Linked DNA regions of Homo sapiens: regions 1, 2, 3, 4, 6 and 7 are each linked to region 5. A link is a loop called in an ENCODE intact Hi-C map of the cell type or tissue named here. Cell type or tissue: mammary epithelial cell. All regions are shown on one strand. Region 1 overlaps TARS1-DT (TARS1 divergent transcript). Region 2 overlaps ADAMTS12 (ADAM metallopeptidase with thrombospondin type 1 motif 12). Region 3 overlaps ADAMTS12 (ADAM metallopeptidase with thrombospondin type 1 motif 12). Region 4 overlaps ADAMTS12 (ADAM metallopeptidase with thrombospondin type 1 motif 12). Region 5 holds the start of RXFP3 (relaxin family peptide receptor 3). Region 6 has its middle 30 kb from the start of TARS1. Region 7 overlaps ADAMTS12 (ADAM metallopeptidase with thrombospondin type 1 motif 12).

Region 1 (4,000 bases), 500 kb before region 5:
TTATTTAAAACAGATGAGAAGTATAGGGAGTCAGGATCCTACAAATAGTAATTGTGGGAAATCTGTAACCACATGTAGGCCAGGCAGGGTGAGGGTAGCCAGCATTTGCTGGAACCTAGAAGGGAAGTGTTCTGTAGTTATTGCTATGAGATCAGCAGTGACCTTTGGTTGTGAAACATCAGCAGCACAAGGCAACCTCCTCCTGGGAAGAGCCAGGGGTATACATGTCCTGATTTTGTTTTCTTCCCTCCCAACTCCTGCTGAGGGTCTCACTGGCTGGAAGCAACTGGAGGCCAATGGCCCAGCAGTCCATTGGTACAGGCCACACCTTTTCCCCTTCAACATCCTCTATAGCTTTTCATCCACATGAAAAGTGTGTGCCTCCAACACAAGGGACACATGAAGTCCCTTCAGAATGTGTATCATCATGGAGTGATCTTGATTCAATCATATTCCCTCACGAGAAGTAAAAAGTTAGCCACTCCTAGTATTCTTTATATATGATACATATATAAGGAAAAGTTGGGGGAGTGGAAAAAAAAGTAACAAAAAACATAACTTCTACAGGCCATACTTCTTTCTGGTCATGAGGGCTAATTTAGCAATCATAGCACTAGCACCAGCTCCATGGATGCACAACCTGGGGAGTCACACAGGACTCAATACTTAGAAGCGCGCTCTACACTTAGTTGCTGCTCCACTGTGCCTATTAAATAGATTGAAATTAACAAGGAGCCCTACATTTTTATTTTGCATTGGGTTCTGCAAATTATGTAGCTAATATTGTATAACTCTGTTCTTCTAGCACCTATTCAAGTTACCCTTAGCCTTTGTCAGGACCTCGCTAGACTGGGTTCTTTACCTAGAAGGATAGCCCAAACCTTCCTTCCTTCCTTGTCTTTGTTGGGTTCCCAGAGTTTTCCAACAGCAGAATATTAGACAAGGAAGTACTAAAAAATGTCTCAACGAATCTCCTGGGTTCTTGACAAAACTCTCCTTTATGTAGAAGAAACCCATTTGTCCTCTTGTAATCAGGATCAATCACTCTGGCCAGAAAAACAATCCCAATTCTGCCTGTGAGTGTAGCAGTACGTGAAGCCCCACATAGGGTGTACTCTTAGGCCAGTTGATCAGAACCATGACTATGCCCCTGATAGAAGCATTCTTCCCTCAGGGATTAGTTTCTTCAAAATCATCCAGCCCAAGGTTGTAGGAACCAGAAGCAAAAATTATTCAAATGAGTAATTAAGGATTGATAATGAAGAAGACTCTTTTGCCCCAAACCCATAGAGAGATGGTTATGTACAAACTTCTATTATTTGTAACATTATTTGTAGCATATCACATAATTTTGCTTCACTTCTCAAGGCAGAGCTATTGACAGCCACTTTCCTAAAAAGTATGTAGGAGGCCAGTGTGGTGGTTCACACCTATAATCCCAGCATGAGAGGCCAAGGTGAGAGGATCATTTGAGGCCAGGAGTTTGAGACTAGCTGGGCAACAAAGCAAGACCTTGTCTCTAAAAAATAAAATAAAATAAAAAAAATAAAATAATGTAAAAAATTTTTAAAGCATGTAGGGTAGTTGGTGATATGGTTTGGCTGTGTCCCCACCCAAAATCTCATCTTGAATTGTAATCACCATAATCCCCATGTGTCAAGGGTGGGACCAGGTGTAGGTAATTGCATCACGGGGCAGTTTCCCCCATGCTGTTCTCCTGATAACGAGTGAGTCTCATGAGATCGGATGGTTTTATAAGTGTCTGACATTTCCCCTGCTGGCACTCATTTTCTCTCCTGCTGCTCTGTGAAGAGGTACCTTCTGCCATGATTGGAAATTTCCTAATGCTTCCCCAGCCATGCAGAACTGTGAGTCAATTCAACTTCTTTCCTTTATAAATTACCCAGTCTCAGGTATTTCTTCATAGCAGAGAACGGGTTAATACAGTGGGCATAAATTATAACACTGGGAGTAAATCAGAAGTTTTTTTTTGTTGGCAAATACACAAAAGTTGTATAACAGTGTTTTGTGCTTTAGGTCTGAGATGTGTTGGACGCTCCCGTGATCTTTGCTTAGCTCTAAACACATAGTGAAAGAACACCTTCCTAACACCAGAGGGCACTGTGCCACAGGGATACCTCTGCGAGGTTCCCACACTAGCAACTCATTACATTCTTCCCCTATGTTCCTGCACCACAGTCAACCTGTTAGAAATGCCTTCTGCACCTGTTGTTTCCTGACTTTTTAATGATCACCATTCTAACTGGTGTCAGATGGTATCTCATTGTGGTTTCGATTTGCATTTCTCTGATGGCAAGTGATGATGAGCATTTTTTCATGTGTCTGTTGGCTGCAAAAATGTCTTCTTTTAAGAAGTGTCTGTTCATATCCTTCGCCCATTTGTTGATGGGGTTGTTTTCTTCTTGTAAATTTGTTTGAGTTCTTTGTAGATTCTGGATATTAGCCCTTTGCCAGATGAGTAGATTGCAAAAATTTTCTCCCATTCTGTAGGTTGCCTGTTCACTCTGATGGTAGTTTCTTTTGCTGTGCAGAAGCTCTTTAGTTTAATGAGATCCCATTTGTCAATTTTGGCTTTTGTTGCCATTGCTTTTGGTGTTTTTAGACATGAAGTCCTTGCCCATGCCTATGTCCTAAATGGTATTGCCTAGGTTTTCTTCTAGGGTTTTTATGGTTTTAGGTCTAATATTTAAGTCTTTAATCCATCTTGAATTAATTGTTGTATAAGGTGTAAGGAAGGGATCCAGTTTCAGCTTTCTACATATGGCTAGCCAGTTTTCCCAGCACCATTTGTTAAATAGGAAATCCTTTCCCCATTTCTTGTTTTTGTCAGGTTTGTCAAAGATCAGGTGCTGGAGAGGACGTGGAGAAACAGGAACACTTTTATACTGCTGGTGGGACTGTAAACTAGTTCAACCATTGTGGAAGACAGTGTGGCGATTCCTCAGGGATCTAGAACTAGAAATACCATTTGACCCAGCCATCCCATTACTGGGTATATACTCAAAGGATTATAAATCATGCTGCTATAAAGACACATGCACACGTATGTTTATTGCAGCACTATTCACAATAGCAAAGACTTGGAACCAACCCAAATGTCCAACAATGATAGACTGGATTAAGAAAATATGGCACATATACACCATGGAATACTATGCAGCCATAAAAAATGATGAGTTCATGTCCTTTGTAGGGACATGGATGAAGCTGGAAACCATCATTCTCAGCAAACTATCATAAGGACAAAAAACCAAACACCGCATGTCCTCACTCATAGGTGGGAATTGAACAATGGGAACACCTGGACACTGGAAGGGGAACATCACACACCGGGGCCTGTTGTGGGGTTGGGGGACGGGGGAGGGATAGCATTAGGAGATATAACTAATGTAAATGACGAGTTAATGGGTGCAGCACACCAACATGGCACATGTATACATATGTAACAAACCTGCACGTTGTGCACATGTACCCTAGAACTTAAAGTATAATAAAAATATATTTAAAAAAAGAAACGCCTTCTGCTTTTTCTTTTTGCCATACTTAAATGAGGACTGTTTTTAAAGTTGAAAGAGAACAAAGAGTTAAGAGAAGCTGCTAGAAACAATGTTATATAGCAGTTAAATATAATTGTTAGCCTATCATTTTCTGCATCCAGCAAATTCAGGAATCTTGATCTCTCTGGTTTTCATTATACTTAGTTAAAATTAAGATACAATTCAGGCAAATGTGTCTAATGAGCATAATTAAATTGTTTTACATTAAAAGGTAAGATTAGATCCTATTGATTCTCATTCTAATTTAAATGTGGGGAGTTAGTTTGGTCTATTTAAGCCTATTAAAATTGTACATAACTCCTGGAATATCAAGCACTACTAATAATCTACTCTCATCATAAACTTTCTTCTAGATCTAGTTAGTAAAGGGGTTTTGACTTCTTTTATAATACAAATAAAGAGGTAATTTTCCAAACCTTGCT
Region 2 (4,000 bases), 290 kb before region 5:
GGGTGAGGATTTTTGTATCAACTTTACCTTCTCTGTTAAGTTTGCTTGTTCTGTCTAAGCACAGTTATTTACTTTCCCCTTTAAGTTTTTTCTGTTTCATTTTGAATTTATCTCACTGTATTAAAATTTTTATGCCTGCCTCCTCCACCATGAGCTCCTCGAGGGCAGAGACTTTGTCTTATTAATTTTTGAGTGTTTATATTTTCTTCTTATTCTGTACATAGCACAGAATCTGGCAGGGATTCAGCGAGACTTGCCTCGTCAATATGTGTGTGTTAACACAGATACTTTTGCATTATAAGGGATGAGTTCAGAGAGTAGACAATTTCCAAATCACGAAGGACTGCCTCAAAAGGAGGTGGAACTTTATCCTGTGGTCAGCGGGGACCCTAACAGCAGAGTAGACCACGGTTACATTGTGTTTTTAAAAAATAACTTGAGCAACAATTTGAATAGGAGGGAGACTAGGTAGGAGATAATTACGATAGCAAGGAAAGATGATGAGAGACTGAATTGAGGCAGTGACAGTGGTAATGAAGAAGATAGAACAGAGCTACAGATTCTTCAGAAGGTACGGTGTCAAATCCTGAATTATTATTTGGACGTTGAAAATAAACAAGAAGAATGAATTGGTGAATAAATCCTACTTCTAACTTGGGAGCTGCTGGTACTCTTCAGCCAGATGTGAAATTCAAGAAAGGGAGCAATTTTAGGGATTAAGTTGGTTGCTATGGAGTCTGCAGGTGTGAATCACTGTGAATCCTGAAAATCACTATGGAGCTGTGTCAAACACCACCCAGTTGCAATGGAATATAGGCTTCGTAGAATACCAAGGTGGCAATGTCAAGGCATGTGATTCCAGCTTAATTGTTTTCCCTTACAGACACACCTTGCCTTAAATATAAAGCTTCTATTTCTGTGTCTGGATGTTCAGTTATTTCCAAATATTGTCCTGGCCCTTCCTTCAGCATGCTGGAGATCTGAAGCCCTGCATATAGCCACCAAGAGGTACACTTACTTCTACTTCCTGGCAGAAGGTAGCATTGGGTCCATATTGTAGCTGGCACTGGTGGTGAACATCATAGATCACTCCGGGGGCAATGACCTTGGACTTCAAGCCTTTCTTTTTAGGTATGTCATCAAGACAGAACCCCCAGCCTCGGCTGAAAACAAGTTAACAGAAATGAGAGGAGTTGTTTAGGATTCCCTTTACCTTCAGCCTTTCATTCAACAGAAACTTCCCTCTGGTTTACTCTTTGTCCTTTAAGACAACTTTATTTTTTACAAGGCAGAGAACTCTCTAGGCCCATCATGGGAGTTATTAAAGAAAATGCAAATCATATCCCACAACATAAGCTTAGTTTATCTAGAAAATACAAGCCATGGTAAAATTAGAAAATCATTATCCTACTCTCAATGAGGTTTGAATGACCACTCTTATCTCTGTTGGGTGTTCCTGCCAGTTCCCAAGGACTTAATTCATAATTGGCTCATAGAAAGCTATTTTGGGGCAGGAGCAATCTGGGATGGGACAGGATGCTCACCTGCCTGTGACAAGAGGGCAGAGCCCATCTAGACCTCAGGATCAGAATGCAGAAGTGAAATCCGCCCCTTCTGATGCCACCCTGACATGGTGGCCTGTGGGATGGAATCCAGCCTTTTCCAGGCATCAGCTTCTCTGTGTAAAACTCAATGCAGCTTCCAATTTAAAGAGACCCAGGTGAGGGCGTCATGAGACACTGTCACTTACTCCAAGAAGCGGGTGATGTACTCCTCGCTGCACTTGGACCATGTCAGCGGAGTGGGATCGTACTGGAGCTGGCGGGACATGATGTACGGATGTCTGCCCACAGGCTCACAGTCATTTTCTTTCCCATCATGCTGGATGCCGAAGCTGGCAGGGAAGAACCAAGCACAAGAAGAGCCAGCAGGCAGGCATTAAACAGGAAGAAAAACCATAGTTTCCCTAAGAGCGTAATAACTCACAGACAGCCACGTTTGTACAGAAGGCAACTGTTTGCAAAGTGAGACTTTGAAGTCGGAGGGGCATAGCTAATTTTCAAATGAAAAAGGACAGGGAGCATTGTAGGCATGCTTTACCTCAAATATGCATCCATGGGAGTCATGCAGCTAATTCAGAAACTTCTGCTTGGCAGAAGGCTAAGAGCTCTGTCTGGCTTTCTTTCTATGAATCAGGAGTCAGGAAGGCAAATCCTGCCCCCAGCTATTTGCTTTCTCCTGCTGCAGCAACCACAGTGCACAGCACAAAAGAACAAAACCTTCCTTCTCCCTTTTCATCAGAATTTAAGAGACAGCATGAAAGGAGAAGCCTCTGGGAGACTTTGTCAAAGCCTACAAGCTTTGAGGGATCAATGTCTTTCTACTATTGCTACAGGAGTCCTCCTAATTCAGTGTTAACAGCAGGATTTTTAAGACAGATGATCTGTATTTGAACTCCAGCCTTGCCACTTAAATGACCTGTAAATCATTAAAACTTGCCTCATTTTCTTCTCCTAGAAGATGGGGTAGTCATCCTAGTGCTACAATGAGATCTGAATAGAATAAAGTTTGAAAACAATTTAACAGGGTACCTGGCAGATAATAAGGGCTTCACCAAGGATAGAATTTTTTTAAAAAAACATTCTTGTTTTCTTTTTATCATGATCTAGCTTATTTTCCTTTTCCATATGAAAAAGTTTAGACTTTGAGATTTGTCAACAATCATATAGCTTGTTAGTGGTAAAACTAGGTTTCAGACACAGATCTTTGGCTCCTAACACAGTACTCTTGTCCATGTGTCACTTGGTCTGTTCCCTGACCTTCCATTGCCAGGGCTGACCCAGTGAAGCAGCCTTTAAGGGCCTTGAAAAGCTTAACCATCCACCATGGCACGAGGGTGCCTAGGGAAGAAGACAATTCAGAAGCCTTTGTTTATAAGCCACGTTCTCAAGATCACCCAAAGACGTTTTCTGAGATTCCCAGAACTCTCTCCACTGGGGTGGACTTTGAGACACTAGACATTTAAACCTGGAGACATTGGCTTAAATTTCTAAATCTGTATGACCTTTTACTCTTTGTAGTGAAATTCAACTCGTCTGACTGGGAAGCTCATATCCAACTTTAATGAAACCTTCTGATCAGTATTAGCAACTCTTGCTGAGAAGAGTCTTTGGGGGATTTGGAGATTTTCTTGTGTTTTCATGCATTATGGTATTATCAATGTACTTAACAAACTCTAATCACATTCCACATGAATATAAAACTCACAAAGGAGTCAGAGAATCAATGTACAAAGCTCTTACCACACACCCACAAAGAATGTGGTTCAACGAAAGCTTCCTTCTGAGCAGGTTTTCCCTAGCCTGCTACAAATCCAGCCCCACCCAGAGCATGAGGTACTCTACAAGTTTGACTGTTCAGTAGTTAAAATCCTAAACTGCAAGCAAGGTTCTAAAAACCTACATGAATAATGATCTTCTTATCTGTGGATATGTCGATACACCAAGCCATATAATCTAGGGCCCTCACAAATGGATTTTTAAGTTTTCTCTCAAAATAAAAGTAAAATTATTCACTTGGGTGATAGCACAAGTTACTTTCTCTTTTGCATTATACACAATCAGTGATGAAACAAACAAGTGTGCAAAAAACAAAGGGATATCTTTGTTATTAAACTATGATGGGTGTCTTCTTGGGATATTGTTTTAATATATTTTTCTCCTTATGGTCTGTCCCAGGCCATTTCGTTGATCTCGCCAATGTTTCTTAGTTTGATCCACAGCTAATTAGAATTATACAACTAAAAAAGAAGTACCTGAGAGGCACCTTAACAGTTTTTTTCTATTCTTTATTTTTATAAGTTTGGGGGATACATGTGCAGGTCTTTTACATAGATACATTGCATAACACTGAGGTTTGGGCTTCTAGTGTACCTATCACCCAAATGGTGAACGTTGTACCCAGTAGGTAACTTTTCAACTCATTCTCCTCCCACTCTCCC
Region 3 (4,000 bases), 190 kb before region 5:
CTCCTCCTGCCTCCACCCAAGGCAGATGGCAGCACAGGAATGATGAAGGGAAAACTCAAAGCTACTTATTCATTGCCCTGCAGAGTTGTGGGAAATGCCAGAGAGCTTAGATAGTGAACACATCAAGTAACATTTATTTAGTATTAAGACTTTCTGTCCTACAAAAGAACCATCTATCAGGTGAAACTGATCCTTTGCTCATATTGTTCCAAAGGCACCCTCCCACCTTAGAATGCCTCCCACAGTGCTCTTGGCTGTTCTAGTTCAGTTCTGCAGCCTCTGCCACTGTGACAGGATGGGCTCAGCACAGAGCATCCTGGAGGAGATAAGACAAGCAGATGTTGTGTTTCCTGGAGAGCCGTCTCCTTATTGGGGCATGGAAACCCAGACACCTGAAGTGATGAAGGAACATACCAAAAGACTATCCAGTGCTGAGGAAATGCAAAGAAGAAGATTATTTGCATGAAGGCTGGTTAATGAAAAAAGGCTTTAAAAAAAAACTGAGTATCTCAGAGCTACAGAGAAATTGTGCTGAGGCCTCTGGCACTCTGAGTACCTAAAGTGTTGGTCTCGAATTTTATTAAGCAAACAAAACTAATAGGGTTATTATTTTATCTCCCTATACATTCATGCATTAAGCATTTCCCCAAATTTTCACCAACAGTCTTTTCATCCCTCTCGTTAGTAAAATCTTGAAGCACTTTATCAATCCTCCCACCAGTTCTTACGGCAGATAATAATAATAACATATATGCACATGCCACCCCTCCAAAAAACAGAAGAAAAAATAAAAAACAAATATAGAGCAATAATTAAAATGTTCGCTATCTCATAGCAAAGCAAAGCACAAACTACTGTGAAGCCACCTCTATTCACAAGGCAATCAAGTAATCAAGAAATTCAAGACAAGACTCAGGCAGGTTGTGTCAAGAAGTGTTTGTGTTAGCCAATTCCAATAGTACCATCTACTGAGTACATGTTAAACTCAATGTGGAGTATGGTGGTCACTTAGAATCTTCAACTCACTGGATTTCCATGAAATCAGAACAAAATTATAAATATCCCCCAAGTTTATAACTTTGTTCTGATTTATCAGATTGGTGATCTGACAAGCTAATAAATTCCAAGGAGCTAGTGTTAATGGTATTATACCATTTACATTTATTTATATTAGAGCATGTAATTTTTAAAAAGCATCTCACAATTTCCGAATGTCTTAAATAAGAAGTTTACTTGAGGCTTTGATTTCGTGCAATAGACAAGATATTCTTAAACATCCTCCAGTATTAAGCCCCTAACAATAGTAAAACATGAAAGAAAGAAGAAATCCTCAGAGGCCAAAAGTAGAAAAAAATTAAGCAAAACAATTCAGGGAGAAAAGTAAAAGATGCAGCATGATGATGTTCTTTATGTGTCAACATGGTTAGGCTGCAGTCCCCGTTATTCAATCAAACACTAATCTGGGTGTTGCTAGGAAGGCATTTTGTAGATGTGATTAAAGCCTATAATCAGTTGGCTGTTAGTAAGGAAAATTACTCTTCATAATGTAGCAGGCCTGATTTAATCAGTCGAAAAGCAGAACTGGGTCTAGAGCAGAGCTGAGGCTTTCCAGAAGAAGAAATGTTGTCTTTTTTGAGCACAGCTGTTTCAGCCTGTGCCCAAGAGTTCTAACCTGCCCTTTTGGATGGCCTGCCCATGAATTTGGGACTTGCCTAGCCAGCCCCCACTACTGCATGAGCCAATTTCTTGCAATGAATTTCTTAATATATATTTCCTACTGGTTGTTCTTATCTGATTGAACCCCTGACTGGCACATGGCACTGGTAGCTCATCTGGGATATGTGCTGCTCCCTATTTTTGCTCCGGGGAAAAAAGACATTAGGACTCATAGGGTTAAAAGTCAGTCTAGGGACTAAGCGAAAAAGGAAAACAGAAAACAAGCAAACAAAGTAAGTAAAGTAAGCAAATAAAGTGGGCCTTGACTCTGGGTCCAGGGGAGACAACTATTCATTGAGAATCTATAGCCACAAGCCATAGATTTAGGGCCCATAGATTAGGGCCCTAATTCACAACAGGATATGTGTGACTTTAACATTAAACATAATGAGATACCACTTCATATTCACCAGACTAACTACATGTAAAAGTGAGAATGCCAAGTACTAGATATAATATGGGAAAATGGGAACTCTCATTCACTGTTCTTGAACAATTTTGCATTATCTGTTAAAGTCATAGATGTATTTATCTTATTGGTTACTAATTTCATTCCACTACTGGGTGGAATGAACCCAGTACTGGGAATATCTATGAACCTGTGTACTAGGAAATATGGACAAGAAGGTTCTTTTCAACATAATGTATAATAGTCCAAGCCTGAAAGCAGTTCAGATCTACTCAAAGGAGATTGGATCGAGTGTGAAAGATTCATGAGATGGAAAAACTACAGAAGAGAAAATGAATGAATTATAGCTACATGTCCTAGCAACCCAATATTGAGTAGCAAAAGGTATAAAACATGCATTAAGATTCCAAATCTCTTGTTAGTCTTACTATATATTATAAAGATAAAACCAGGACTAGATCTCTACTTACTCATGTCCTATATCCAAGCTGTCAGTGCTTCAGACAAAGAGGTATATTCTATTTACAATTCTACCCAAAGAACCTAGGAAAAACCTGGCGCAAAGAAGATACCTAATGGATATTTGTTGAATGAATGAATAAATTTTGAACACAAGCATGTATGCCAGGAGCCAGACCCTGTTTTTCTAGCCTAGAGTTCTAATGCATGAAATCCCAGACTCTGACCTTACCTGCCAGGACCCTTTTCTGCCATAGATGACCCAGTATCTGTTCTCATCTGATTGATCTGACCAGTGTTAATTCTTCTTCCCCAGATTTCTGGAACAAAAGTTCCCACAGAGACTTCCACCTAACACCACTCAAATCCCAGTGTGATCATGTTCTCACCAAAAAGCCTTAGAGAAAGGAGCTTGTCATCGTTGATAAAATGAGGTTTTGAAATTTCCCCTGGATTTAATTCAGGGAAGCTTTATTTTCCCACTGTTTACCATAGATTCTAGAAAGTCGATCTTAGAGGAAACAAGAATTGCAGCAGGGCTTAGCAAACATAAGGCTTAGAAAAGCAAACAAAACTAGCATAACAACTTAAGAAAACATAGTTAAAATTGAGAAAATCAAAAACAAAATAGCATCACATTAAAGGCCTGGAAAACAGAAATTAAGTCATATTGTGACATTTGGGCACCTTTCTATGTGGGAAATAAAAATGAGTGAAAGGACAGATTTTAGGAGAAATGAATTGATATCCTTTCTCTCTTGAAGCACTAGGGTACTTTTAAATTACATCTTTCTTCAATATCTAGAGTGTTCCTCTTTGAACGTTACAAAAGCAAAATGCTCCATATATGGTAAAGGTGATCTTTTTTTCATATAATCACAGTAATTCAGTCTGGCAACATCAACTGACCTAAGCATGAAATGTACTTTAATGTTGGTTAATGACACCACCACTGTCAGTTAATTCTGTTCTCTCTGCAGGGCAATATGGTATAAGAACACTGCAATGACCTGGTTCAGCAAGGCCAAGAACATTTCATTACACCAAGATTTAAAAATTTTAAACGTCATGTGTAGTTTAAGAATATTCACAAGCACATTAGCAATTCTTGGATCTCTAGCTACTGTTTAAACAGTAACTATGCATTACACATATTGTCTGAGGAAGAGAGATGATCACACACAGTTGATACTTCAATATTTGGAAAAGGCATGTTTCTTTTTTCTTTCCATGAGTGACATATATATTAGACACTAATATACTCTAGTTTCATCTTCTTGGCTATGAAATACTCTTTGTCAGTTCCTTTTTGATGACTTACTGAATTCCTACTTTGCATTGAACCCTCTGTTACACACTGACTGGGGAGGGAATACCTATTCTAATAGGGCTTGTGAGAATTATTGATGAAACAAG
Region 4 (4,000 bases), 320 kb before region 5:
CGTAAACAAAGTTTAAAAGACAAGGCAAAGACTAGAACAGAGACTTGCAACATTTTTGGTTCATATTGCCCTTCATGTTTCAGTCATTTTTCTTGTGGCCTCTATGCAAAATAAAACATTTAACAGTTCCATTCATTAAATAATTCAGTCTTAATAAAGATTTATGGTCCAACAACTTAGTAGCCATCTGAAAAAATAATACATATAAATTGAAAAACAGGCCAGGCATGGTGGCTCATGCCTGTAATTGCAGCACTTTGGGAGGCCAAAGTGGGCGGATCACCTGAGGTCAGGAGCTCGAGACCCGCCTGACCAACATGGAGAAACCCCGTCTCTACTAAAAATACAAAATTAGCCAGGCATGGTGGCGCATGCCTGTAATCCCAGCTACTCGGGAGGCTGAGACAAGAGAGAATCACTTGAACCTGGGAGGTGGAGGTTGCGGTGAGCCGAGATTGAGCCATTGTGCTCCAGCCTGTTCAACAAGAATGAAACTCTGTCTCAAACAAACGAACAACAACAGCAACAACAAAAAAGAAAAACAAAATAGTATTTTTGTTTCATTTTAAATTGACTTGATGAGGTGTGTGCCTCTATTGGATACTGTACAACTTTTCAAATCTTGGAATGAGACACCATATTTCCGGTTTCACATCGATTTTCAGGAGGTACTTGATTTTTTAATCACAGCAACCACTGAAAAACCAGTTTCACAAACATAGAATGTCATTGAAAAGAATGTAGTATGACCTAACCTTGAACTACCTCGAGCAGGTAGTAGACACATGATGTCCAAGAAATGTTAACTCCTGCTGTGTTTCCCTTTAACATTTCATTGTTTCCCTGGAAAATTTAAAATATTCCACGGCACCCTATGAGTTCACAGATTTACTCCTATGATATGGAGACTGTATGACCTAGGCATTTTACTTTTAGGTAGACATATTAAAGAAGCCCAAATACGGAGGTAATGAGGGAATAATCATAAGGCATTCATTACAGAATTGCAGAAATATTTATAGCTGCAAAATAGTAGCATGTATAAATAAATCATGATATATTCACGGAACGGAATAGTACACAACCCTTAAAATAAATGTATGAGAGACTGGGCACAGTGGCTCATGCCTGTAATTCCAGCACTTTGGGAGGCTGAGGCAGGTGGATCACTTGAGGTTGGGAGTTTGAGACCAGCCTGGCCAACATGGTGAAACCCTGTCTCTACTAAAAATACAAAAATTAGCTGGATGTGATGGTGCATGCCTGTAATCTCAGCTACTCAGGAGGCTGAGGCAAGAGATCGCTCGAACCCAGAGGTAGAAGTTTCAGTGAGCCAAGATCGTGCCATCCCACTCCAGCCTGGGTGACAGAAAAAAAAAGTACTAGAGCTACTTTAATCAATGTGGATTTACCTCAAAAGCATAATGTTGAGGGAAAAAAAAGACAAAGCATGGTATAGTGCATATGATACTATTTGCAGAAAGCTTAAATGCCTGAGAAACAATCCTATATAATGTGTATGGCTATACATATGCATAGTAAAAGTATTTAACCATATACATGAGAATAATAAACACTAGTTTCACGACCCTAGTTAACCCTGGGGAAAAAGTGAAGGAAGTGGATGTGGAATGCGCTTCTTGATTGTAGCTGTGGGACTTTTTTTTTTTTTGTCTTTAATAGTAAAGATTGAAACAAAATGGTAAGAGCAATAAAGCTGAGTGGTTAGTACAAAGGAATTTGTTACTACATTCTCTATTTTGCTAATATGTTTGAAATGTTTCTCAGTAAAACGAAAATAACACAATAATTAAAAAAATAAAATGATTGCTGCCACCTATTTGTAACCCATTTACTATGGAAATCAATTTGGCAATAAGTTAATATTATCTGGTAATTTGGTATAAGTCAATTATCAGAATATTTATATTCTTTGAACCTAGAAATTTCACACAGAAATTAAAACTGAGGAGACCATTTTTTTACACAGGTCCCTAAATGCTCATCAGAAGAACAGCAATAAGGAATTGGTTAAGGAAATTTTACTTTATCTTTTCAGCAAATTAAATGCATCCTTAAAATTGATAGCTATGAAGATTATCTAACACATGAAAAAGTATCCGTATTGTGATAAGTGAAAATATGTGTGTAATGTACATAAATGCATCCATATACACACACCTATATACATCTATGATTAGAAAAAAATGCACTGAAAGGAAAGAAAAGCAAAGTAGCAAAAGTGCATGTGTTAGAGTGGTGACAATTTTTCATGTTTCAGTAATGTGTTTAACTTACTTTTACAGTGTAGAAAGTTTTAGCCTAAATAAAATAAAAATCCATCACTGAATGATTCAGTGTTTCAGGCAACCTTCCAATGTTACATTTAGCAATGTGTGTCCTGTGTGAATAATAGCATTTCATTCTCTATGTTTGAGAGTATTACAGTAGATATGCTGCTGTCTTTCTCCTTTGCCAGAGTAAGATTCGCCCTCACTCAAACAAACAGTGTGGCTGAAGTTCAGGTGAGCATGTGAGCATTGTGATCTTTCCCATTAAGGCTTAGTAATCAGAGTGACATTTACCTAGGTAGGTGGAAGTGCTGCTGAAGGCTTAGGCTGTAACAAAACCAAATGTCTGATTTACATCTGGTGAGAATGTCCAATTTCCTAGCTGACTTCAGATGTCTTTTTATGATCACTGCACACATCAGCCACTTATCTCTTGATTCCTGATGTTCTGAAATATTGTGTGTGTGATGCAAAGGGTCCATTCTATCTTGAAACAGAAGTGAGTGGAGGATGTTCTCTTGTTTCTTTCAGGAGTCCCTGCCATCAGCACTGGCTGTTTCATTCCATGGTGCCCTGAGACAAATGACTTAGAGCTTAAACTTGTACTTCATAGAAAGATGAGAACAAAGGGGATGACAAATCAACAAAGTATTTATATCTATAGTCACAATGACTTCATTTTCCTCCTGTTGCTCCTCAAGGGAAATTTTTTTCACCCACTTATTTTCTGCTTAAATTGCCTTCACCTAACTCCAAGCCCAGTCCCCGACCCTGAGCAGTGGTGGGCAGTATGTTTGGAAATGCTAGAGGCAGTGGTAGGAATGGCAGGACTGACTCTCCTATCAACACCACTCATGGCTGCTGCCACAGACTGCACCTTTGACCTTGATAGATTTCCAGAGGGTTAGTTAGCATTGTTAAATATCACATAATTTAATTTTATTCTTATGAATTCTAAAAGCTAACCTTGGCTTTCTGTGCTGAAATGGGGAAAGAAAGAAGTTGATAATACAAAAATTGTTTATAAGGTTGATGGTGCACAACTCTCAGGGGTGGGAAAGCCAGTGCAGGTGCTGCAGAGACCTGGTATGTGAGAGGGAAGCCTGTGGGAGAGTAGGCCATGGTCTTCTGCTCCATTCACTTGCTTCAGTTTTCTTCCCTTTTGCTACATCACCAATTCTGGCACATCACTCTGCAGCTGTCCTAGTTTTGCAGGTTGCAGTTACAGCCTAGAGGCAAGAAGTTTCAGAACAGACTTGGACGTGACCCAAAGGAGAAAGAGAGGTAGAGGCTTTTGCATATGGCAATATTACTAAAGCCCCCTAAATGAGTGATATAGCCCCAAGTATTCAGCAGGCCCTGACCCCTGCCTTCACAGGGCTTGGGAAAGTTCATCCAGCACTGCAGCAGAGATTCCATGCTCCTCAAATGTCCACGTACCCCTCCATAATTGCCAGCCTCCCTTTGCAGTTAGATGGTGCCCATGTGACTAACGCCAACCAACGAGATGTGAGTGGAAGTGACTTGCAGCACTTCCAGGCCAAGGCTGTCAACAGAGCCAGGGTGCCTCTCCCATCTTTCTTTCCTTACGGGGCAAGCTGGAAGCCATGTGTTTTGTATGTCTTATGTAGGAAATGAAGCAGAGTCTTCTAACCTGCTTCAGGCATACAGTGGGTTAAAAATCAACCTTCATTGTGTTGAATTACTAA
Region 5 (4,000 bases):
GTCTAGCACAAAGTCGGTGTTAAGATTAACCAACATGTTCAAATCAGAATTGCTCCATTTCCCATTAGGTTATGTTCAAGCCAGGCTGTGTACCCACCCTATGCTAGTTTCTATTGCTATTATAACACATGGGCAGAAATGTTGTGGCTTAAAAGAAGGTACATTTATTCTCTCACAGTTCTGGAGATCAGAGATTCAAAATCAGTTTCACTAGAGTAAAGCCAAGATGTCAGAAGAGCTGTTTCCTTCTTGAGGCTTTAGGAGAGAATCCATCTTTTTGCTTAGTTAAGCTTCTAGTGGCTGCAAAGTTCCTTTGGCTGTATAAAGTAACATCCAAGGGCTTGGGAAATGGGATGTGGACATATTTGTGTGTGGGGGGAGGCATTATTCAGCCTACCACCCACCCCTGTGTTGAAAAACAATATGGAAGACTTAGATCCAAATTGGAAAATGGAGCATAGATCAAGAGACATCACTTAAGAGTCAAGACTATGTTTTAGACCGGGTGTGGCTCCTTCCTAGTGGTGAGATTCTTGGTAAATACCTTCATTTCTTCAAGCCTCCTCCGCAAAATGCTGGACCAAAGCAGGTGATTTCTTCCCTTCTATGATCATGGGCTCCCAATGGTTACATGCTAGAGTATGATTTTATGCTGTCCTCATGGCTTCGCATGGCCCACATGGCTTCAGGAACACAAAAGAAGCCCAGAAAAAGGTTTCAAGATCCCATACCCTGCCACTGTGAATGAGAGACAGTTTCTTGATGCTGATTTTCCTCCAGGCCCCCATCACAGCCTGGTTTCAATTTTGGTAAGAAGAGGAACAGAAAAACAGACCACATATGTAACATAACAAGCTCTGCACCCTTCCTCCTTTATGGTTTCTTTAAATACCAACATAGAGTACCCCCTCCCAAAAAACCTAAAACTGGAATATCCCATCAAGGTATAACTATTTATTACCTACCCACCCCTTAAAAAAAAAGGGAAATAATAAAAGAGGTAAAATTATTGTCCACTTATCTGGCATGAATCATTACATTCTAGATAACTTAGTCATGCACAAAACTAAACAAAAAATATAGTTTTAGACACTAGTAGATTGCACACTCATCTAGATTAAGAATTCCAGAGACGCTCAAAATAGAGGACTTATGTCTTTCAGCCTATCTCAGTGCCTGGCAAGAGTAAGTGGCCAATGAATGTGAGATGAATTGAATCAGGCCCCTATAATTTTTTCATAAAGTATGAATATGTACATGTGATTTGGAGCAGACCAAGTAGATATATTCCTGGGTGTGCCTAGAAGCACTGAGAAGCTGTGTATGTGTTAGATGGAGGTCATTGGTGTGAACATACCAAAAATTTAACAGCAGAGAGCTTTCAGGGTATGCCCCAGCTTTTCTTGTGTTTCAACAGCCCCTTGAAATATTAGAAAAGAGAAATAGAGACATAGATGAAGAGAGAGAGAAAATTGATGGAGAAATAACCAGTTAAAAATAAAGTCAAAACTGAGTGTGAAAGTGAGGCTACTAAAACCAGGATAATAGTCATCCATAGAAATAACCTGTGCTTTGGGAGGAATCCTCAGGGCAGGGGTGATCTCCAGGTAAGAACTGATCAAAGGAGATGTTTGTGTTTGGCTAGGTTTTTACTAAAGCCCTTACTCCCTCTAGTGGGAAGACGGAGCTGTGCAGCATCCGTAGCAAGGTGTGTGCTCTTCAGGGCTAAAAGTCCTTTGGAATCAAGATTGTTTCTTGTTTCTTTTTTTTTCTTTTTTCCTTTTTCTCTTTCTTTTCTTTTCTTTCTTTCTTTCTTTCTTTCTTTCTTTCTTTCTTTCTTTCTTTTTCGTTTTTCTCTTTCTTTCTTTTTCTGTTTCTTATCTCCTCAGCTTGAAGGTTGCATCCTCTTTATCTCCTTAAGTAAAGCTGGGAGTTCTGTAGTACTCCAGGAGTGAGGACAATTATGCTTAAGAAACTTTGGTTTCAGTTTAGTCCCAGACCAAGAGGAAAACATTTCAAAATTTTAAAGTAAATCCTAAAAGTGTAATTTACACCAGAGCGATTGACCTGGCATTTATGTAGACTGAAGCTTGAGAAGTAATTCAAGTGGTTTCCACTCATTCCCTTGGAAGAGTCCTTAGAATGTACTTCCATTGGTCTGAAAAACGCCTGAAAAAGAGTCCTGATGCTAACAGTAATGGAAATAGGAGGGCTGGTGGTTCACGATCAGCCCAGTGGTATCCTCTATTCTATTTGCATCTAGGTAAAGAGACTGTGGCCTGTATGTGATCAAACAATTTGTTGAAGCGCTTTGGGCTTAGGGCATTTAATTTCTGTGAAGTAGGACCATCAGTTGTTTGCTCTGTTTTTGTGTCACCTCTCAGAATACATTAAAGTAGGGGCAACCCTTGAGCCCAGACTTCTGCCATGTGAAGACCCTTTGAAAATCCTGACAAACACAGGTACTGCGTAAGTGGTCAGCTAATTAAAGAGGGGAGGTGGAGCTGTCCTTTGTGTATCCAATAAGTACCCATTATCTCATTTGAGCATGAAAAGAGGCCACTGTTATTACTTTCAAGAAGGAAAGTAAGCAGGATAGCTCATATTTTTAGAACAATTCCTCACCAAATGGAATAATTCCGGTGAAAAGTGGGAGTGAGGAAGAAAGAAAAAAAAAACTTCTAATCATAATGTTTGGGAATAAGAAAGGAAGAAGAAACTCACGTCAAAGCCGACTTTCTCCTGCAGCTGTAAAATAAACTCTTAAGACCCTTCCTGCTGAAACTCTGGAGAGGAAAACTGGAGTGGCGGGTGGGCTTTGCCTGCAGCTCAACTCTCCCTCGCGGCGCGGGCGCGGCTGGGTTCAGCACCTCGGAAAGCGCCCCTCGCGGCGCCCCGGGATTACGCATGCTCCTTGGGGCCCGCCGCCTTGGCCGTGCAAGTGCCACCGTAACTGGTGAGAGCCGCTGGCAACCCACCCGGAGTTGACAACCGCGGAGAGACGCAGACACCCACTGACCTCCAGGAAGCTGAGCGTGGTGGATGGAACTCTACGATCTCTTTCTCTCCAAGGACGGAAACCTCATCCAAGCAGTCCCAGAGGAAACGGATAAAGGTATTTGAAAGGGAGCGAGCGGCCCCAAATCGCACAATTGAGCGGCTGGGGGAGTTATGCGCCAGTGCCCCAGTGACCGCGGGACACGGAGAGGGGAAGTCTGCGTTGTACATAAGGACCTAGGGACTCCGAGCTTGGCCTGAGAACCCTTGGACGCCGAGTGCTTGCCTTACGGGCTGCACTCCTCAACTCTGCTCCAAAGCAGCCGCTGAGCTCAACTCCTGCGTCCAGGGCGTTCGCTGCGCGCCAGGACGCGCTTAGTACCCAGTTCCTGGGCTCTCTCTTCAGTAGCTGCTTTGAAAGCTCCCACGCACGTCCCGCAGGCTAGCCTGGCAACAAAACTGGGGTAAACCGTGTTATCTTAGGTCTTGTCCCCCAGAACATGACCTAGAGGTACCTGCGCATGCAGATGGCCGATGCAGCCACGATAGCCACCATGAATAAGGCAGCAGGCGGGGACAAGCTAGCAGAACTCTTCAGTCTGGTCCCGGACCTTCTGGAGGCGGCCAACACGAGTGGTAACGCGTCGCTGCAGCTTCCGGACTTGTGGTGGGAGCTGGGGCTGGAGTTGCCGGACGGCGCGCCGCCAGGACATCCCCCGGGCAGCGGCGGGGCAGAGAGCGCGGACACAGAGGCCCGGGTGCGGATTCTCATCAGCGTGGTGTACTGGGTGGTGTGCGCCCTGGGGTTGGCGGGCAACCTGCTGGTTCTCTACCTGATGAAGAGCATGCAGGGCTGGCGCAAGTCCTCTATCAACCTCTTCGTCACCAACCTGGCGCTGACGGACTTTCAGTTTGTGCTCACCCTGCCCTTCTGGGCGGTGGAGAACGCTCTTGACTTCAAATGGCCCTTCGGCAAGGCCATGTGTAAGATCGTGTCCATGGT
Region 6 (4,000 bases), 460 kb before region 5:
GCCTCCCAAGTAGGTGGGACTAAAGACATGTGCCACCATGCCTGGCTGATGTTTGTATTTTCTATAGAGATGGTTTCATCATGTTGCCCAGGCTGGTATCAAACTCCTGGATAAAAGAGACCCACCTGCCTCAGTCTCCCAAAGTGCTGGGATTACAGGTGTGAGCCACCACGCCCAGCCTAAAAAGCAACATCTTGTCAGTGCTATAATCTCAAATAGCTTGTTTGCAAGGTGTGATGGTTAATACTAAGTGTCAACTTGATTGGATTAAAGGATGCCTTTATTGTTTCTGGGTGTGTCTGTGAGGGTGTTGCCAGAGAGATTGACATTTGAGTCAGTGGCCTGGGAGAGGCAGACACACCCTCTGTGTGCGTGGGCACCATCCAGTCGGCTGCCAGTGCAGCTAGAACAAAGCGGGTGGAAGAAAGTGGGATTAAGTTGGCTTGCTGAGTCTTCTGGCTTTCATCTTTCTCCTGTGCTGGATGATTCCTGCCCTTGGACATCAGACTCCAGGTTCTTCAGCTTTTGGACTCTTGGACTTATACCCGTGGTTTGCCAGGGGCCTTCTGGCCTTTGGCCATTGACTGGAGATGGCACTGTCGGCTTCCCTGCTTTTGAGGCTTGGACTCGGACTGAACCACTACTGGCTTCCTTGCTCCTTAGCTTGCAGACAGCCTATCGTGGGACTTCACCGTGTGCTTGTGTGAGTCAATTCTTACTAAATTTCCTTTCATATATACATATATCCTATTCTGTCTCTCTGGAGAACCCTGACTAATACACAAGGGTCACTTCAAAGAGAAGCTAATTTGCATAGATTAATTTTCACTTTAATAAAGGAGCTAAGATCTTTAATCATAGAGGGCTTTTCTTTTGAAACTTTATAATTAAGCCTTGCTTCTGAACAGCTTTAAAATTAACTTTTGTGATAGAGTTGTAATTTTTATGTGTCTGAAAGAAACTTAATTTTATACTTAAACCAGACTCAACATTTAGAGAAGCTTTATAAATCTTTCAAAACTTGGGATAAAAAAGTGTAATAAAGACATAGTTTAGTGGGACTGGAAATCAAAGGTTTCTCTTGATCTAACTAACACCTACTTAGCTTAGTCCTCACTTCTAGTGGAATCATTAGAGGGCCACTGTCTTGATGGGAGGGTTCTTGTGTGGGGTTTTTTTTTTTTTTTTTTTTGAGACAGGGTCTTGCTCTGTCACCAAAGCTGGAGAGCAGTGGCACAGTCAGGGCGCACTGCTGCTTTAAACTCCCGGATTCAAGTGGTCCTCCCACGGCAGCCTCCCGTGTAGCTGGGACTACAGGTGCATGCCACCACACTTGGCTAATTTTTTTTTTGTTTTATTTTTTGTAGAGATGAGGTTCCTACTATGTTGCCCAGGCTGGTCTCAAACTCGTGGGTTCAAGCAGTCTTGCTGCCTCAGCCCCACAAAGTGCTGTGATTACAGGTGAGAGCTACCACACCCAGGACCACTCTCTAAGAGCTACTATAATTGTGGGTTTACGCCATCTAAGTTCTTATCTGTAATTTTGTTTTCCTCCCTTTCCTGGACAGTGGAGACTGATCTGCTTACAGTTCTTCATGCATCAGTTCTGGCATATAACTTGAAGATTTGAAAGAACCCAATTGCTAAGCTTTCTTGAGCATCTAGTCTATTGTGAGTTATATGGTCTTGATAATTAAATAAACAGGAACAATTTGAGAACAATAATACCTGCAACTGCCACGTGACAAAATCTGTAAAGATAGATTTTGCGAAGTAGAGAGGTAAAACTCAAACCAGATGGTGAAAAAAGTGATGACCAGGGCAGGAAATTTGAGAAACAAGATTAAGGCTTGCCAGAAATACAGCAGTGATGTTAAGAAGGTATAAGGGTAAAGGGTGAAGTTACCTCAAATGATGGGCTGAGTTCAGAATCTTGTGTACTTCATGAATCTTGCTTCAGTTCCTCACCTTTACTACAGCGATAGACACCTGCACCTTATCTCAGGCCCCCTGCACTGTGACTACTAGACAAATGCTTCTCAAATTACAATGGCCATATGAATCACCAGGAGATGGCGTTAAAATGCAGGCTGATTCTGTAGGTCTGGGCTGGATTGGAGACACTGTATTAACAAGCTCCCAGTTGATGTTGAGAAACACACTTTGAATAGAAGGCCGTCATTCCCACTCTGACTGTCCTTATTCTGTTCTGCCTAAAAAAAAAATAAAAAATAAAAAATAGGGAAAAAAGGCTTATAAGGAAACCAACTTTTTGTCCTTTTGACCTCCATCTCTCTTCCTCTTGCTGAGGCAACCACTTTCAGACACACCAGTGTATATCTCTTTTCCTATTTCTAAATACTATTGCAATCTCATTATTTTTAATAGCGATGCCCAGGCCACAGTGTGGTGGCTCATAGCTCACTGCAGCGTCAAACTCCTTAGCTCAAGCAGTCCTCCTGCCTCAGCCTCCCAAGTAGCTGGGACTACAGGTATATACCACCATGCCTGGCTAATTTTTTTGACTTTTTATTTATAGAGATGGGATCTCACTGCGTTGCCCAGGCTAGTCTTGAACTCCTGGCCTCAAATGATCTTCCCACTTCAGCCCCCAACATAGTTGAGATTGCAGGAGTGAGCCACTATGCCTGATTGTTGCTGTCTCTTTTTTCATTACTCTTAGAACCCCTCTCTTGACTTCCTGTTTCAGAAAATGAGGAATTTATTTCACAATCTATTTCTTCCCTCCATCCTTATGATGTCATATCTCAATTTTTTGTGAAATCCATATTAGGTGCCTTTGTTATTATGACCATAAATATTATGCTCTAATAAGCCACGTAGTATTGTATTCTATGATTACTTTTTTTTAAAGTACTTTTCTGTATGAGTTATTGGAGTTAATAATCATTCTTTTCTTTTAAAATGTTTTCTTTAGGCCAGGCATGGTGGCTCGTGTCTGTAATCCCAGCACTTTGGGAGACCAAAGTGGGTGGATCACTTGAGGCCAGGAGTTCAAGACCAGCCTGGCCAACGTGGTGATTCCTCGTCTCTACGCAAAATATAAAAATTAGCCAGGCCATGGTGGCGCATGTCTGTAACCCCAGCTACTTGGGAGGCTGAGGCAGGAGAATCGCTTGGACCTAGGAGGCAGAAGTTGCAGTGAGCCGAGATTGTGCCACTTCACTCCAGCCTGGGTGACAGAGTGAGACCCTGTCTCAAAAATAAAAAATAAAAAATGTTTTCTTTGGCTGGGTGTAATGGTTCACTTCTGTAATCCCAGCACCTTGGGAGGCCACGGTGGGCAAATTGCATGAGCTCAGGAGTTCGAGACCAGCCTGGGCAACATGGCAAAACCCCGTCTCTACCAAAAATATAAAAAATTAGCCGGGCATGGTAGCATGCACCTGTAGTCCCAGCTATTCAGGAGACTGAGGTGAGAGGATTGCTTGGAACCAGGAGGTGGAGGTGGCAATGAGCTGAGATCATGCCTCTGTACTCCAGCCTGGGCGCAAGACCCTGTTTGAAAAATAAATAAATAATACAGTAAAATGTTTTCTTTGTGGCTGGGTACAGTGGCTCATGCCTATAATCCCAGAACTTTGGGAGGCTGAAGGAGGAGGATTGCTTGAGGCTAGGAGTTCAAGACCAGCCTTGGCAACACAATGACTTTTTTTCTTAACATTTGGAAGAAATTGCCCCCATTTTCCTCTGCCTTCCTGTGTTTTTATGAGGAAGCCGTTTTTATTTTCATACCTTTGTATGCCACCAGTCATTTTTTTTCTCTGAAAGATTTAGATGTCTTTTCTTGGGCCTAATATTCTAAAATTTCATGACTGTGTCAGTCTTTTGCCTTCCGTCGTGGTGAGCAGTCTTCATTCTGGAGACCTGGATCTTTCAGTTCTAAATACTTTTGTATTTAGTCTTTGGTGGTTTCCTTCCCTACCTTGTTCTCTCCTTAATGGGCCTTCTATTATTTAGGTGTTCTATTTTAAGGGAT
Region 7 (4,000 bases), 350 kb before region 5:
CAGTCCTCTGAAAAAGCATTAAGATGTTGGCAATTAGTAAATTCTACATGACAAGAATTATTAACAGTTTTGGATGCGGCCAACACATTTTTGGTAAACAGATTTAATAGGCCAGTCACAATACTCCATTCAGCCTTATTTTGACAACACTGTAATTCACAGAAACCTAGGTTGCAGTGGACTAATAAGGCAGGCCAACCAAATGCCGTGATTATACTCTCCCAGGAATAGCAAAAAGAATGTATGGCTTATCACTGATGTGTGTACATACATCTGTGCATGAATCAGTAATACACCCATATTTGTATGTAGGTATATTTCTTTGCATGCATATCTTTATCCTTCCTTTCCTTTTTTCTTTTTCTTTTCTGGATCCCATCTCTCCCACTGGATGGAAGTTCTTACCATCTAGGGACCATATTTTCTGTTTCTTTTTTTTTTTTTAATTTCACCTAGATGCCCAAGAGAACATCCTGTACAGATTCAGAAGGTAAATAAACCTAAACTGTGACATAAGCTAATAAAAGGGAGTCTTGGAAATAAGGTTTCATCAAAGCTGCTGTATTTAAATGAGTGTTTTGCTTTCAAATAGGTATCTTCAGAGATGGTATCTTTGCTTACACAAATTTTAGAATTTTTCTTTCAGAGCAGGTGAAAAGCAATCTGTCACATATTTATCATCAAATATTTTTTAAACACAAAGATTTTGATCACATTATTCATTTATCCATCAGGCCCCATTCTAATTGACTTTCTGTGGCATTCTCCTGAATCAGATATTCTCCATTTTCTCCTGAGTCCTCACAGGAGTTCCTAAAATATCCTGAGCAATGGTGGCATTATTGTTATTATTATTATTTTGAGACAGGGTCTCACTTTCTCACCTAGGCTGGAGTACAGTGGCATGATATCAGCTCACTACAGCCTCGATCTCCCAGTCTCAAGCGATCCTCCTGCCTCAGCCACCCAAGTAGCTGGGACTACAGGCATGTGCCACCATGACTGGCTAATTGTATTTTTCATAGAGATGGTGTTTCATCATGTTGCTTGGGCTGGTCTCAAACTCCTAAGCTCAAGTGATCCTCCTTCCTCGGCCTCCTAAAGTGCTGGGATTACAGGTGCCTGTCCAGTGGTAGCATTATCATGGAAGCATACGGCTTCTCAAGGAAGCTCGTAAGATAAAGTCAGCATCCATCTCTAAACTCTGGCCTGTTAATTTTTAAAAAACATGTATTTTCTAGTTATTCTTAGGTTGTTCACTGAACTGCACATAGAGAAGCAGAGCTGAGGCCCTTGGAGACTTTGGGGCCTTCCACTAATAACTGGGAACATGACAATGCCTGATGAAACCAGATTCCAAAGTGACCCAAAGAAAATTAAAGCCTGAGAGAGCTTTTCATAACCTTCCAGCTTACTGATTTCCAATTATAGTCAGATAATTAGATCAAATTAATTTTGGGAAAATGCAACATTTATCTGAACTTGTGTGTCTGATAATAGATGTTAGAAACCTTGGTCTGGTTTGGACTTGACACATGGTGAATAGATGGATAATTTGAGGGGATTTTTCTCAGTGTCAAGCGACACTCTTTTGGTTTGGGTTAACTACAGTGATGTGCAGTCAATGTTTTATAAACCACTTTTGGGGTGTGTGGGAGGTCCCTTATCTGCTACCAGTGGTTTAACAATGGGCCTGGCCAAGCTTCTGATGATTTATTAACTAGTCTTTGTGATCCTGTACTGGGAGTGGGGGGTCTACCTCACCCCTGTCAGATAGTAAGCTGACCATTGAGCAAGTGGGAGCAAGATCCCCTATGAATGGAAAATAAGTAGTGGACACAGGAAAGGCAGGAGACAGGCCAGGGGTGATGAACACTGGCTATTTTGCAATTTTACCTAGGGTCACTTTGGATTGGATAATGAGAAGGAAGGCAGGGGCTGATGAAGCTTGAATAATGCCAGTTTCCCCGCCGAGCCCTGAGCTCACCTCACTCCAGTTGCCCACTGTCCAGTCCGAGGGGCACAGGATGTCTCTGTTGCAGGAAAGGAGGGTCTTGGGCTTCAGCAGGTGCTGGCAGTCTGTGGGCGGGAGAGCCTGCTCGTCAGAGACCATGGTCTGGATGCACAGCACGGTTCGCTTCTTCTCCCCGTGGGGCCCGCATGTCGCCGAGCATGCTTCCCACTCCCCTGCCCACCACCTGCAGGCAAACATGGATATGTGAGAGAAGATCGCCAACTTACGCATATGTTCCATTCAACCACTGAGAAAGCAGGGGCAGAAATGCAGATCACAGGGCTGGAAGGGCCATGGAGACACTCCAACCCACTAGGGGGCGTGCTGCAGACAGGGCCACCGTGTCTTCAATCATAGCTCCGTAGCTCTGCAGGGCGCCTGGCATGAGCTGTTGCTAAATACGCATGTTTTTGAATGAGAAAAAAATATATATGCATGCCCTCTCTTTTCAGGAAGAAAACTGAGGTCCAGGGTTCTGCTGTGCAACTTTAAGCAAGTTTAAGCCTCGCTTTCTCATTATTCAATGGGTGTGAAAATATATTTTCTTTATATGAGTGTTGTGTTGTACATGAAATGAAAGACCAATTCATGTAATGTGCATAGTACAGAGCCTGACATATAACAAGAACTCAAGCATTTGTTATGATTTATTGTTATTTTGACCATGCTATTGAATAAAAGAGTCCAATTAGACTCTAGGTCTCCTGGCTCTTAATTGAATGTAAAGTAGCTACTTAAACATAAATTTTTAAATTATTTAGGAGGCGATCAATCAGGGATATTGCCTTTATTTTTTTCCCTATCTCCTGCAGTCTACTTGTTAATATTCTCACTGGTCCCTTTGATAAGAAATGAGTAGAAAAAGAATAAACATAAATAAAATCGTTTTTTACTCAATAATCTAGGATGTGGGCCCACTGGTTACATAAAAGTAGCTTTTGAAAATGGCAGGGAGCCATCTCTTGTCCATCTTCTCCATTATTGTGCAAATCTTCCCCAACACCGAAGACAGATTGAGTGTCTTCACCCAGTGTGGTTTGTGTCCATTATTTTTCCTGTGTACAGCCCGCTTGTCCATCCCTTCATATAGTAACAAGTGGGGCACTTCTATTTTTCATGGGAAAATAGTACACTGGGGGAAGTCCTTCATTCCTGACTTCAGGAAAGCCTCCTGACTTGAGACAGCATTGAATTTTGGTAATTTTGAAGATAAAACTTTTTACTTTTATTTTTATTTACTAAATATTAGATTTATTTATGTAGAATTTCTTTTGATTGTGACACTTTTAATCTCAAGTTAAAAATATCAGAAGAAAGCAATTCCTCAATTCAATCATATTCTTCATTTAATAAGTAATTGAGATTACTTATTTATTCTTTGGTGTTTAACATCAGTGGATAAAGAGCTAATAATATTGGAACAGTATGATGTGAAACCAAATAAGTGCCCCACTGTATTAATCTAATTACTTTGTCCTGCCTCTGACTTTTCTAAAGGAGGGCAGGCCAAGGGAATATATAAAATGCCATTCTGAAAAGGTCTTAATCTGAGTTGGTTGAAAGCCTAATTTATCTAAGTACTTGCTACAGGGCTTTCAGCTGTATTACTGCAAAGTGATAATAGACGTTCTTGTTTTCTCTTCTTGGAGTTTTCTCTACAGTCCCTTAGGGGACATATTGCCTGTGATTTTGCTATAGTCTGAATGTGTTCCCCAAAACATATGTGTTAGAAACTTAATCCTCAATATAACAGTGTTGGGAGGTGGGATCTGATGGGAGGTGTTTAGATCGTGAGGGCTTTACCATCATGAATGGATTAAGGCCACTTGGAAAAGGATTTGGGAGTGGTTTACTCCCTCTCACTCTTCTGTATGAGGACATGAACGTTTGTCCTCTGTTGCCCTTCCTCCTTCAGCCTTATGAGGATGCAGCAAGAAGACCCCCGCCAGATCAAATGAACCTCCAATCTTGGCCATCCAATCTCCA

Evidence for each region. Hi-C counts contacts between places; a loop is a spot of excess contacts. Peaks named below come from ENCODE experiments on the same cell type or tissue, not always from the same donor. Only the 100,000 strongest peaks of a DNase experiment are listed, where the experiment ranks them.
Region 1: it touches region 5 in a loop (12-fold over the local background); 78 of 110 quality-filtered maps call a loop at or near these places.
Region 2: a loop joins it to region 5, with 2.6 times the contacts of the local background. A loop is called at or near these places in 3 of 110 quality-filtered maps.
Region 3: a loop joins it to region 5, with 3 times the contacts of the local background. A loop is called at or near these places in 4 of 110 quality-filtered maps.
Region 4: it touches region 5 in a loop (3-fold over the local background); 4 of 110 quality-filtered maps call a loop at or near these places.
Region 6: it touches region 5 in a loop (8-fold over the local background); 30 of 110 quality-filtered maps call a loop at or near these places.
Region 7: it touches region 5 in a loop (19-fold over the local background); 16 of 110 quality-filtered maps call a loop at or near these places.

The regions. Positions count from the first base shown.
Region 1 is chr5:33,433,951-33,437,950 of GRCh38, forward strand. All of the region lies in intron 1 of TARS1-DT (TARS1 divergent transcript), which reads right to left. Among named protein-coding and RNA genes, the nearest start is that of TARS1-DT, 4.7 kb to the right of the region's middle. RefSeq lists a silencer at 2,027-2,076. In mammary epithelial cell, a CTCF peak has its summit at 2,116 (motif pointing right); a DNase peak (open chromatin) is centred at 2,121.
Region 2 is chr5:33,647,804-33,651,803 of GRCh38, forward strand. It overlaps ADAMTS12 (ADAM metallopeptidase with thrombospondin type 1 motif 12), which reads right to left. Exons shown (of 24, transcript NM_030955.4): 8 at 1,751-1,894; 9 at 1,019-1,163. Among named protein-coding and RNA genes, the nearest start is that of TARS1, 210 kb to the left of the region's middle. In mammary epithelial cell, no CTCF peak of the experiment used is centred here; DNase peaks (open chromatin) are centred at 2,208 and 3,348; H3K27ac peaks cover 1,624 bases.
Region 3 is chr5:33,745,257-33,749,256 of GRCh38, forward strand. The region is part of intron 3 of ADAMTS12 (ADAM metallopeptidase with thrombospondin type 1 motif 12); the gene reads right to left. Among named protein-coding and RNA genes, the nearest start is that of ADAMTS12, 140 kb to the right of the region's middle. In mammary epithelial cell, no CTCF peak of the experiment used is centred here; no DNase peak of the experiment used is centred here.
Region 4 is chr5:33,609,679-33,613,678 of GRCh38, forward strand. All of the region lies in intron 16 of ADAMTS12 (ADAM metallopeptidase with thrombospondin type 1 motif 12), which reads right to left. Among named protein-coding and RNA genes, the nearest start is that of TARS1, 170 kb to the left of the region's middle. RefSeq lists an enhancer at 2,462-3,661. In mammary epithelial cell, no CTCF peak of the experiment used is centred here; a DNase peak (open chromatin) is centred at 2,433; H3K27ac peaks cover 309 bases.
Region 5 is chr5:33,933,223-33,937,222 of GRCh38, forward strand. It overlaps RXFP3 (relaxin family peptide receptor 3), which reads left to right and starts at 3,164. Exons shown (of 1, transcript NM_016568.3): 1 at 3,164-4,000. The coding sequence starts at 3,519. In mammary epithelial cell, CTCF peaks have their summits at 1,678 (motif pointing left) and 2,892; DNase peaks (open chromatin) are centred at 1,649 and 2,929; H3K4me3 peaks cover 467 bases; H3K27me3 peaks cover 1,051 bases.
Region 6 is chr5:33,468,680-33,472,679 of GRCh38, forward strand. No RefSeq gene overlaps it. Among named protein-coding and RNA genes, the nearest start is that of TARS1, 30 kb to the left of the region's middle. In mammary epithelial cell, a CTCF peak has its summit at 2,074 (motif pointing right); no DNase peak of the experiment used is centred here.
Region 7 is chr5:33,586,612-33,590,611 of GRCh38, forward strand. It overlaps ADAMTS12 (ADAM metallopeptidase with thrombospondin type 1 motif 12), which reads right to left. Exons shown (of 24, transcript NM_030955.4): 18 at 1,988-2,198. Among named protein-coding and RNA genes, the nearest start is that of TARS1, 150 kb to the left of the region's middle. RefSeq lists a silencer at 2,245-2,294. In mammary epithelial cell, a CTCF peak has its summit at 2,330 (motif pointing right); no DNase peak of the experiment used is centred here.